2 separate regions of the Mus musculus genome follow, and region 1 is linked to region 2. A link is a contact called in ENCODE Hi-C or POLR2A ChIA-PET data. All regions are on one chromosome and are shown on one strand. Each heading gives the region's core, a stretch centred on a gene start or an enhancer-like site at or near the end of the contact. The rest is flanking DNA. Distances are from core to core; before and after follow the strand shown.

Region 1 (5,465 bases), core at 2,347-4,846, 50 kb before region 2:
GTCTCTGTTCCACCAAGGTTTCTTAGATTTCTTTTCTTTTGGTTTTGTTTTGTTTGTTTTTGTTTTTTCAAGAACAGGGTTTCTCTGTGTAGTCCTGGCTGTCCTGGCACTTGATTTGTAGACCAGGTTAGCCTCTGTTTCCCCAGTGCTGGAATTAAAGGCATGCACCACCATCTCCTGGGTCCTTCAAAGTGTTTGCTTTGTTTGTTTGTTTGTTTGTTTGTTTGTTTGTTTGAGACAGGGTTTCTCTGTGTAGCCCTGGCTGTCCTGGAACTCACTTTATAGACCAGGCTGGCTTCGAACTCAGAGATCCACCTGCCTCTGCCTTCCAAGGTTTCTTAAAAGAGAAGCTGAGAAAAAATGTTTGGCCTCAAGCAGTGACAGTGTCCGGTCTCTGACATCTAGACATCTATCGATCACTAGCAGATGACCTTGGGCAGGTCACTTCTTCAACTGCAGGCTCCTGGTGGGTTGAGTTCACACTTCAAGGGGTTTTACAGGAGAGAGAGAGAGAGAGAGAGAGAGCAAACTGGCTTTGCAAACTAAAATGCTGGCTCATGAACTTCCCAGTGTCCCCTTAGGGGTCTGTGGCTATATGTTAGCAAGTGTGCACTTGAGTCACATGGGAAGTAGGCAGGAGACAGGGCACCACTGTGGGTCTCAGAGGACCCTACACATACCCTCAGCCTTACAATGTACTACGCCTCAGATTTCTTTCCCCTGAAACCATCCCCCCCTGCCCCATAGGTGGAGAAGTTGTGGGGGGGTGCAGAGGTGCTGGGATTAGAGACACGTGCCACTCCATCGTGCCACTTGTGTGTGTGTGTGTGTGTGTGTGTTTGACTGGATGCCTGCTGTCCACCTCATGCATTCAGGAGCCCACAGAAGTCAGAAGGAGGTTTCAGATCTCTTGGGATGAAAGTTATGAGCAGTTTTAAGGCAACACATGAATGCTAGAAACTGAACCCCAGTCCTCTCCAAAAGCAGAAAGTGTTCTTAACGCTTGAGCCAGCTCTCTGGCGCCTTGGATCTTATTTCTTTGCAGTGCTGGAGATCAAACCCAGGACTTGGTGTGTGCTAGGCAGACACTCTGACTGAGTCTCCTTCTCAGCCCTCTTGTTTGTGCCCTTCCCTCATCCGAGTCTCTATTAGCTTCTTCCCTAAACGGGGACAGTGAACCACACCTGCCAAAGTGGAAATCTGGGTTTGGGAATTTCTGTCTTGGTAGCTACAGCAGCAGCCGTGTGTTGAGGGCACCCTCTTGGAGCACCTGGCTAAATGCTTTCCGCTTTCATTGTTCTACTGATCCAGGGAGTGCAGACTTCATGATGAGCTAAGAGCTAAGTGTGAGCTGGAGAAACGGCTCAGTAGTTAAGAATGAAATGCTGGGGCTGGTGAGATGGCTCAGTGGGTAAGAAGAGTACCCGACTGCTCTTCCGAAGGTCCTAAGTTCAAATCCCAGCAACCACATGGTGGCTCACAACCATCCATAATGAAATCTGACTCCCTCTTCTGGTGTGTCTGAAGACAGCTACAGTGTACTTACATATAATAAATAAATAAATAAGAATGAAATGCTGGTCTTACAGAAGATTCTAATTCAGTCCACAGCCATCATGTTGGGCTGCTTACAACTACCTGTAACTCCAGCTTTGGGAAACCCAGTGCCTCCTGCCCCAGAACACCTGTGTTCACATGCACATAACCATTTATACAGATACACACATACACACACATAACCATATATACAGATACACACATACACACACATCAAATGATAAATCTTTAGTAAATTATAAACAAACACGCCTATTTTGCCAATGAGATTTATAAGGTTCAGATGGATGCAAAATATTTTTCAGTCATACCTTAGCTGTGGAGACTTGTACCCCAAACCTCAGAGCTTAGCCACATTCCAAACTCCCCATATAAATGTTTATATAGGTTTACATATTTATCTGGTAAACCGAGTCTGTGTTTTGATGGCTACTCTATAAATTTTTTTTAATATTTACTTGTTTGCTTTTATACTTTCAGGGAGAGTCTCATTTTGTAGTCCTGGCTGTCCTGGAGCTCACTATGTAGACCAGGCTGACTTCGAACTCACAAGAGATCTCTACCTGAATCTGCCTCCCAAGTACTGAGATTAAAGGCTTGCACCACCACGCCTGCCCCTCTTTTTGATGTTCTGAGATAGCATTTTGCTATGTAACTCTGGCTGGCCTGATAGCATTTATGTAGCCCACTGTGGGCTCCAACTCAAAACAAGTCTTCGTTCTCACCTTCCCAAGCAGAGGGCTGGGATTATATGCATATACTAGCATGGCTGACTGGGGTTCCCCCCAGGGTTTGCTCATTTGTTTGAGACAGGGCCTCATGTGGACCAGTGCGGCTTTGAACTCTCTGTTCCCAAAGAGGGTCTTGAACTTGTTTTTTTTTCTTAAGTTACATTTGGTGAGTGTGTGTGCCTGTATGTGTGTGCACATTCCTGCATGTGTGCATGTGTGTGCACATGTATGTGGATACTCGTGTGTGTGTGTGTGTGTCCCACGATGCACGTGAGGACAGCTTGTGGGTTGTCCCCTTCCACCATGTGGGTTGAGAAGACTGAGTAGTCAGGTTTGACTGCAGACAACCTTTGTCCACTCCCTAGCCGTGACCTTGAACTCTGATTCTCTAGCCTCTACTTCCTCTGAATGGTCAGATGATAGGCATGCCCAACCCTTCCTTTTCCCAGCTCTGGAATGTAACCTAGGGCTTCAGAGGTGCTAGGCAAACCCTCTACCAACTGGGGGACCTCTCAGCCCTGGGGTTCACTTCAGACCTTAAGGAGCAATCCTTGCTTATATCTCCAAGTATGACATAGCAAGGCTGTTTTCAGACCTAGGGACCCCAAAGACCCTGCTCACCTAGCCCCCAACAGCTATACCCAGAGTGAGACATAGGCCCACTGCCCTAATTCTCTCCCCACTCCCTACCTCCCTCCTTCCTAAGAAACTGGAAGAAACAGAACTTTGACCTGCCCTGTGGCCCAGCAGTGACTCAGGTTTTATAAGGGGGCATAGATGAAAGGGCCTGAGGCCCACAGATGTCTGACTCAACTCCAGGACCACTGCTGGTTGTTACCAGTGTCTGGGATAGAGTTTGTGGGGCCTCTGACAGCCTGTGAATAAGGATGGGGAGTCCTGGATGACCCCCAAGACTTCCTTAGCCAGGGTCAGTTGAGAGCAGACACACATGGACACCCTAGGCTCAAACTCAGCTCCTTACAACAGCCCGACCCTGCCACCCTCACTGAAGCTGTGTTCTCTCCCCTGGGATCCCCCACTTTGTCCCTTACTCAGCACCACATAAGTAGCCTCCTCCTCACAGAGTCCCCTGTCTTCATCCCCCCAGATCGCTCGTCATTGGCGGCAAGCGACAAAGCTTGAGCTCTAACCGATTTGTTCACTCATTCATTCATTCAGTGCTAATTATTTGGGGCCAAGTGCCAAGTCCTGGCCAGACTCACCCAAGGCTAGCTTTCTTAAGAAGCTGATATCCCAGGAGTCAGATGTTTGGAAGGTCCCATGGGCTTCAGCAAGGCCACAGGGAAACAGCTTGGGGGAAACTGAAGGAAGGCAGTCCGCACAGGGTTGTATTGATGACGTCCCAGCAATCAGCTCCATGCCATTCTAGGCCCAGCCCAACCCAGGGACAACACCCCCTGATGGCCATTCATTCCTTAAGCATGTGGTCATAGCTTCTGCTTGAATACTTCTAGGGACAGGGAGGTCACCTCCTGACAGTTCACATGTCCCATCCCTAGACAGTCAAGATGGCTAAGATGTTTTTCATGTGTGTTGGAATGTGCCTGCCTATAGCTCCCCACTTTTGCCTTTGTCTGGAGACACACCCCAGTAACCTAGCTACCACCCCTGCAAACACAAGGGCCTGTTCCAAGAGCCCTCTCTTCTCCACGTCTACAAGTGGATTTGCTAGCAAGGTGACCTGTGACCTCTAAGCAAGGTGTGTGGGTATGGGAAGGGAGAGGCTGAGGGGGGTGTGGGGGGAGCGTGGGAAAAAAATCTCAGCTAACCCAACAAGTCCTGGGATTCTCCCCGCTTACCTGTGAGTCACCCCCAAACTAGGCCAAACCAGTCCACAGGCCCACATGCTGCCAAACACATGGCGCATCAGACAGGCATTCACAGAGTCGAAGACCCACCACATCACACAGCACAGAAATACAGAGATACCCGCCTAGACAAACGCAGCCAGGAACACACAGCAACACACACACATGGTCACACACCAAGAGACACAAACACACAGGGGCTCTGTAGGCGTGCAAGCCACACGCTCCACTACAGAACACACAGGCACCACAGCACATGTATGCACGTATCTCCGGAACACACCCATTCAGCTCACAGCCAACAAACAAGCTCTCTCTGCTTTGCAATCCATCTGCCCTTGAATAGGAACCTGTACTTGGTGCACGCAGAGCTCACACATTCCCGCGTGCTACCCGGCTGTACTCTGCCCTTTTCCCCACATTAGTCAAACCTGCTTAAAGAACCCTCCAGCAGAGAGTGGGTCCAGAAGGACAGTGTCCCTGAGAGTCACCTCCTTCCTCTCTAGGGACCTCCTACATTCCAACTCCAGGCTGTATTCACCTAGACCCCAATCAACCAGAACCCCATGTCCCCCACCTCACCCTCCTGCCTGTTTCCCATCTGCTTCTAAAACCAGCTCACTTTCCACCCCCTCGTCCTTGTACAGACTGCCTTCCTATGCTGGGGTACCCTGGCAGCTCTCAGGGCCAGTTTGGATCACCCGTGTCCTCCTCCCTAGGCACAGAACTGGCACACCAACCCCTACCTGGACCTCCTTGCTTTGGCTTTGTTAAGGGTGCTTTTAGATCCATAGTATGTTCCACACAGCAACCACAAGTTACCCTGTGCTCTGCACAGGGCCAAAGAGACCTCTTTGCAAGGTGTGCAGCCTTAGGGGGTTTGGGGAGGTGGCTAGGGTGTAGACAGACCTGGGTTTGAATTCTGACTGGCTGGTTGGCTTTGGGCAAGTGACTTACTCTTGCGGAGCCTCAGTCTCCTGCTCTCGTTAGCTGGGGTTGATGGGAAGGTTAGCTCCTAGTCTGTGGATTAAAGAAGACTACACTTACACTTGAAAAACAAAGCACAGATGACTGGCGCCTCTGCCATCAGCAGCAGCTTCTCAGAGGCCCCTCTGGTGGCCTAGGACTCGCCTAGAGAGGCCTCAATTTCATTCCTCCTTACTGAGTTATGAAGAAGCCATGCCTCCCCGCTCCGAGCCTACCAAGATGCTTTAGGGGACTCACTTCAACACAAATAAAACTCTTCTAAGCTTGGGAGTCTCGGCGCCTCTTTTCGTGGCTGCCCGCAGAGCCTGGTGGGATAATTACCATTGCCAATGGCGTGTACTTAATAAGCATCCCTGTTATT
Region 2 (6,039 bases), core at 468-2,967:
TTAAAAATTACAGCTTAGTAGCACAAGGCTTGCCATAGTCTTTTTCATCCCTCAAAGTCCTATCTCATACTTTTTATGCGCATGCAAACATTCGTAGAAAAGAGAACAACAGTATTCCTCACAGTCATCTCCTATTCCATCGTCCATTTCTCTACACCATCATCTTTTTTCTGTCTTAGATACGCACTTGCTTATGAGCGTGCATGTATGTATGTATGCACAACTGCAGCGTGTGAACCACAAGAGATTCTACACACTTGTGGAGAAGACTGAATTCAGGATAAGCTGATGCCCCTGAAAGCAGGCTCTGTCCCTTTAAATGGGTTGTAGCTGTGGGGGAGGGGAACTGACCGGAGCTGGCATTGTCCAGTTTGAACTGAGCACCGGAAGTGAAGGGGCAGGGCCAGGGCCGTGCACTGAGCCCCGGGCCATTGTCCATCTCTGACCAGGGCAGTGGCCACCCCTCTGGTCCACCCTCTTTATCTTCTAGTAGGGAGTTTACCTCTTTAAATGAGAAGCCTCTCTCTATCCAGTCTTTTCACCAGTCATACTACCCGAAGGGTAGCTCAATTTAGGATGGTGACTGAGAACAGGAGGGTCTGGGAATTAGAGTGTCCCGGGTCTTGGAGGAAGTGCCTCCACCCACCAATCTATTCTCTTCCACCAACGGATGGGACAGGACGGGACGCGGCAGGCAGGGGCCCGATGAGAACACAGCTACCACAGAGGGCATTCTTCGAGGTTTCCACATGCTCTCTCAGGGAGCTGTACCTGGAAGCAACTTTAGGTGTAGGCTTAGGAGGGAGCGAAGGACTCTTTGCACAGAATCAACTAGGAGCTTGTTTCTCACTGGGACAAACCCAGAGAAACTGTTGTTGAAATTTGGAGATTGAGGCATCCAGTAGCACCCAGAGACAGGCCGAGTTTGAGAGGCAGCACCTAGGTTAAGACAGATCAGCTCGGTGGGGTCTCCAGCCGCTTCCTTGCACCCCTATCCCGGCTTCCTAATGTCCAGAACTCCAGGTCTATCTAAGCACACGGAGGTGGGGGGTGAGAGCAGGTCAGCGCCAAGCAGCCGGGTCAGCTCTGAGGCCTGAGGGGAAAGAGGGGGAGGGGCGCTGAGGGGCTGGGGGAGGGGGAGGGCTCATCCATTTCTCCCTTGACAGGTGGTTTGTGTTTCTGATTGGACAGCGCCACCAGGCTCACACCTCCCTCCCCCAACTCTCTGGAATGTATAATTATCTGCCCGGGGGGTGGGGGTGGTGTGTGTGTGTGTGTGTGTGTGTGTGTGTGTGTGTGTGTGTGTGTGTGTGTGTGGTCACGTGGTTATAAAACTACCCCCCCCCCGTTCCCCCCCACCTGTGTCCGCTTTGGATGCCCGCATTGAGTCCTCAAAGTGCAGGATCCCAAATTCTGGGGTACTGAAGACTTCCAGTGCAAAAGATCCCCATCTCCAGATGTGTGTATGTGGAGGGGGTGTCAAATCTCAAGGTTCTGGGAAGGGACACCCCAGAGGTGTCAGAGACCAGAGCAGTGGGGGAGGGCCGAAGCCAGAGCCAGAGGGAAAGGGAGGGGTAAGGAGAGAGGGGAGGGGAGGGGGCTGCCCGCGGGGGGTTGGGTCATTGTCTTTTAGAATTTGGGAGCCTTTGAAAAGCCGTGGGCCCTCCCACCGCTATTGTGCGGGGGAAGATGTAGCAGCCTCTTCTCCGAACCACCCCTTTGCCTCCGGACTTCTCTGGGGCCAGCAGCCGCCCGACCTGGGGCCCGGGGCCACGGGCTCAGCAGACGACCATGGGCTCGGTGTCCAACCAGCAGTTTGCAGGTTCGAGCTTGCGATTCAGCGGGCACACCTTAGGGTGCAGGGAGCCCAATGTCTAAATAGAAGGGAGGTGGGAAAGTGTCCCACGGACTTGTCCGCGGGACCCCCAAGTCCCTATGGCCTCCTGCTTCTGGGGGCCATCTCTGGACTAGGGAACCCTGGTGTTCCAGTGGCTTGTACACCGAGCCCGTGGGGGCGGAGGGAGAGAAGAGGAGGGGCCTGTCCCTCCGCGTGTGCACGGGCAACTTGTTGTGGGAAGACAAGCAAAACTTTTGGGGCGTCAGCATCCTCTGTGTAAGCTTGGGGAGGCAGCCAGGACAGGTTTCTTCTTACCAGCTGCTTGGTAGCTGCCTCCTCCTGGGTGTCTATCCGCGGGCTGACCACCGAGATCTCCCAGACGGGTCCCTGAGAGGGCCTGCGATCCCTTGGCCCCCAGCTGATCACCTGGCCCTCCCTATCTCCAGGTGGCTGCGCCAAGGCAGCGGAGAAGGCGCCAGAGGAGGCGCCGCCTGACGCGGCCCGAGCGGCAGACGAGCCGCAGCTGCTGCACGGGGCCGGCATCTGTAAGTGGTTCAACGTGCGCATGGGGTTCGGCTTCCTGTCTATGACCGCCCGCGCTGGGGTCGCGCTCGACCCCCCGGTGGACGTCTTTGTGCACCAGGTGAGACTCATTCTGGAACTTTGCTAGGGGAAAAAAAAGAAAAAGGCTGGGAGTTCCGAGGTACGGCCTTGGCTGGTGGCCCCTCCTGTCGGATTGGAGGAGATAAATACCCCTCATTGTGCGTCCCCATATTTTTCGGGACACCCCAGTTTTGAGTTTGTAGTAACTGCAGTTGTGCGAGGAGGCACTGCTGACTACCAGCACCCCCTCCCCGCCCCCTTCCGGGAACCCCTCCGGCTTACCACGTGTCTATTACCTCTTTCCCCTGGGAAGGGAGCAGGGGGCAGGGAGGTGACCCCATGTGGCAGAAACTAAGGTTGTATTGTGCTTGCCGGTGGGGGAGGGCCAGCAGGCCGACCAGGGAAGCACATGCAGGGCCTGAGCCGGGCGTTAGCGCCCTGAGTTCTAAAGGTCTGAGTCTAATTCATAGGGAGGAGAGAGTGTGAGCCATTTGCTACCCAACCTACGGGCGTGAACCTGCGACGTCAGGTTCTTCCCGTTTCAATGCAGACCTCAAGTCAGGTGGCCACCCAAAGCCAGGTCCTGTAGCCAGTGTAGGTTTGGCAGGTCCCGGAAGGATCAACGTGTGAGCTGAAAAGCTCCCCTAGAGGTCTGGCTACAGATCAGGGCTGGCAGGCACCTCTAGCTGTCCACCCGGTTCTGCCAGGAAGGAAGACCTTAAGATCCCAGGCCTTCATTCCTTGGCCGTGGCAATCCCAAGTTCGCAGTTAAAGAAGGGCTACACAGTAGGGAGTGAAATTCAGTGTCGAGGGGGCAGGCGGTAGAGGAAGACTGGCCTCTGGCCCTATTCTCCTCAGCTTGGCATTTATGGCCCCAGACAGCCATTGATTGCTGTCCCTAACATTCCTAACCCTAAACAAGGAAGAGAGTAGAGCCTTCAGGTTTCCCTCTTCCCGGCCATTCCCTTTCTTAATATCCTACCGGGGGCGGGGTGTGTGTGTGGGGGAGTGGTACCATTCCACGCTGGAAAGGAAGTTACTGCTCCTGCCCTTTTCCACATTTGGTGGGTTAAGGCTGGGCCAGGAAAGAAGAAAATTGCTAATCCCTGGCCTGCGAGCTTGACACCCGGGCCGGGCAGGGAGGGGTTACTTCAGGGAGGTTAGCTTTAGGAGCTGTGGGGGAGGGGAAAGGAGGATGTGGGGATTAAGGGTTGGAGCCTGAGGGATGGCGTTCTTGAGGGGGAGGGGTGGGGAAGGAGATGCTGGGTGGACTGGTTGGGGGCTGCTGGGAAGGCTGAACCCTGCCCTCCAGTCAGAGGTTGGGGAGTGGAAACTAAGTAGATTTGGGTTGATGGAATTTGAGGACCAGCTCTTTGCTGTTGGTGTCCTAGGGTCACTAGGCTTCTGGAATATGTGTTTTGTTTCTTTTTTAAGGGACCTGGAACAGTACCTTTAACTTTTCTGCACCGCCCCCCCCCATCACCATCACCAGACTGCTGGTTTCTGGATGGTGGCTTTGTGCCCCCCATCTCATTTGCATATGTGAATGATAACCCACAGGAAGTAATTGTGAGGCAGAAGGGAATTGGCCTCTTTAGATCTATTAAATCACTTTATTGCAGGAACCCGCACTGAATGGCCCTCCTCAGCGGGGGGCAAGCCTCCCCGATTCGGCCATTTATCTGATCCCAGAGATGAAAATTTCCTGGGCTCGAGATGGTTTGGGGAACTTCTTCAATTTTTGGAGGCTGGGGTGTAAAGGTGGCTTGAGCACTTTCCTGACTCCTTGCAAAGGCTAAGTAGGGAGGTGCCCGGGAGAATAGGTACCTTCTGATCTGAGGTTCATTGCTGTTGGGACAAATGGAGACGCTGTGCCTCCTCACTTAGGAGCCATACCAACTGGGAAGCTATAGGACATCTCAGGAGGCAGCCTTCAGTACAGACTGGCTTGGAGACCTGCCTGCGTTCGTTCGTGGGCTTTGACTTTGGTTTCTTTGGGGTTTTTTTGTTTTTGTTTTGTTTTGTTTTTGAGACGAGGCTGGTGGTGGTGGAGGTGTCTCACTGTGTAACTGTGGCTGGCTTGGAATTGCCCTGTCACCCAGGCTGGCCTTTTAACTCAAGAGAGCTGCCTACCTCTGCCTTCTGGATTTTGGGATTAAAGGCCCATGCGAAGGTTCCTGGCTGGCGCCCATATTTGAAAACCTCTCCACACACTTTTAACTGCTGTTTTACCACCACCTGCTTGGTCCACACTCCCAACAGTAAGTTTGGTCGTTGAGCTGAGGTATCTCTTCCTGAGGAATGTCGAAGATGCAGGTTAATCTCTAGAACTTGTTTACTTTGGAAGGGGAGTGTAGGGAGGGTAAAGAAATCTTTAGGGGAACTTCCTCAGCTGCCAGACCCTGGGGATGGGGTAGGAGTGCATGGTGGGGGAGGGGAAGATTGTCTCAAGATGATATTTGCCTTGCCAGGGAAAGGTGGGGGAATCAAAAGAAGACCTTTCCAGATTGAGGTAATACGGTTCCCAACATCCTGTTAACCACTGTCCTTGTGCTCAAATTTTTTTTTTTTTTTTTTTTGAGACAGCACCTTACACTGTAGTGTAGTCAGGCCTGCAAGTAATTGTATATATAGGCAAGTTGACCGGTAGTTGGGTGACACCCCTTTTCTTTGGTGTCACCAGAGCCTGACTTGTATATACTTTATTCTGTGCCCAGTAAGGTGTAGGCTGAGGGTAGGGGGGCTATGACACAGGTTTCTCTTAACACCCATTTTATTTGGCCAAAGGTCTTTAGATCTTGAAATCTGGAGTTAATTAGTTGTGAGAACCAAAATGTCTCCCTATCTTGCCAAATGTCCCTTGGGAGGCAGAATCACTTCTAGTTGGGAAGATATTTGTCAAAATTGTTAGAAGTCCCTGACCACTTATAAGTTTGGGTTTAATTCTGGTTTCCTGTGGTTCAAAATCTAAACCACCAAGATTTGTAGAAATTAGGAAATAAAGTTGTAGTGGTTTTCAGCAGCTCCTCAGAACATCAAGTTTTTGTTTTTTAAGGCAGGCTCTTTGATACCACATGTTGGGCGGTGATGCTGTACCTGCATAGACCCAGTGCTCAGATCACAGGTGGTATCAGGACCTCCCAAACCTATGACATTACATAGGTGACAGCCCAACCTGCAGACTGGTTGCCAAGACAACAGGCACCATATTCCCAACATCCACTTGGCTCACCTTCCACCTTTACCTGCCTTACTGTCATTCCCCATATAAATAAGGAGAACACCCCTCCCTCACTCTCTTCCCATCTTCTCTTTCTGCCACTACCTTGTCTCTCCCTTCCAATAAAACCTACCTCTTCCACGTGGAGCTTTCTTGGCCAGCACTTTTTAGTGTGCTGTTGAGACTTCCCCCTGCCATCCTAACACTTTATGTACAACCACCTTCTGCCAAATAAGTTTTTTTTTGGCATATATATATATATATATATATATATATATACATATACATACATACACACACACACACATGAATACATGATAATGATATGGCAAAGGGTTTGGAAACAACAAAAAATGGATGTTGATCTAGACATTAAACT

The links. Hi-C counts contacts between places; a loop is a spot of excess contacts on that map. ChIA-PET counts read pairs that join two places held with the same protein, here RNA polymerase II (POLR2A).
Region 1: a map of CH12.LX shows a loop between it and region 2 (2.2-fold over the local background). The contact joins the promoter of Crybg2 here to the promoter of Lin28a in region 2. A Hi-C loop is called at or near these places in 1 of 37 maps with a recorded cell type or tissue (CH12.LX). POLR2A ChIA-PET finds 5 or more read pairs at or near these places in 4 of 5 experiments (Patski and embryonic stem cell).

What each region holds. Positions count from the first base shown.
Region 1 is chr4:134,066,583-134,072,047 of GRCm38, reverse strand. Crybg2 (crystallin beta-gamma domain containing 2) reads right to left here and starts at 3,596. Exons shown (of 20, transcript NM_001162970.1): 1 at 3,512-3,596.
Region 2 is chr4:134,014,494-134,020,532 of GRCm38, reverse strand. Lin28a (lin-28 homolog A (C. elegans)) reads left to right here and starts at 1,717. Exons shown (of 4, transcript NM_145833.1): 1 at 1,717-1,822; 2 at 2,284-2,480. The coding sequence starts at 1,792.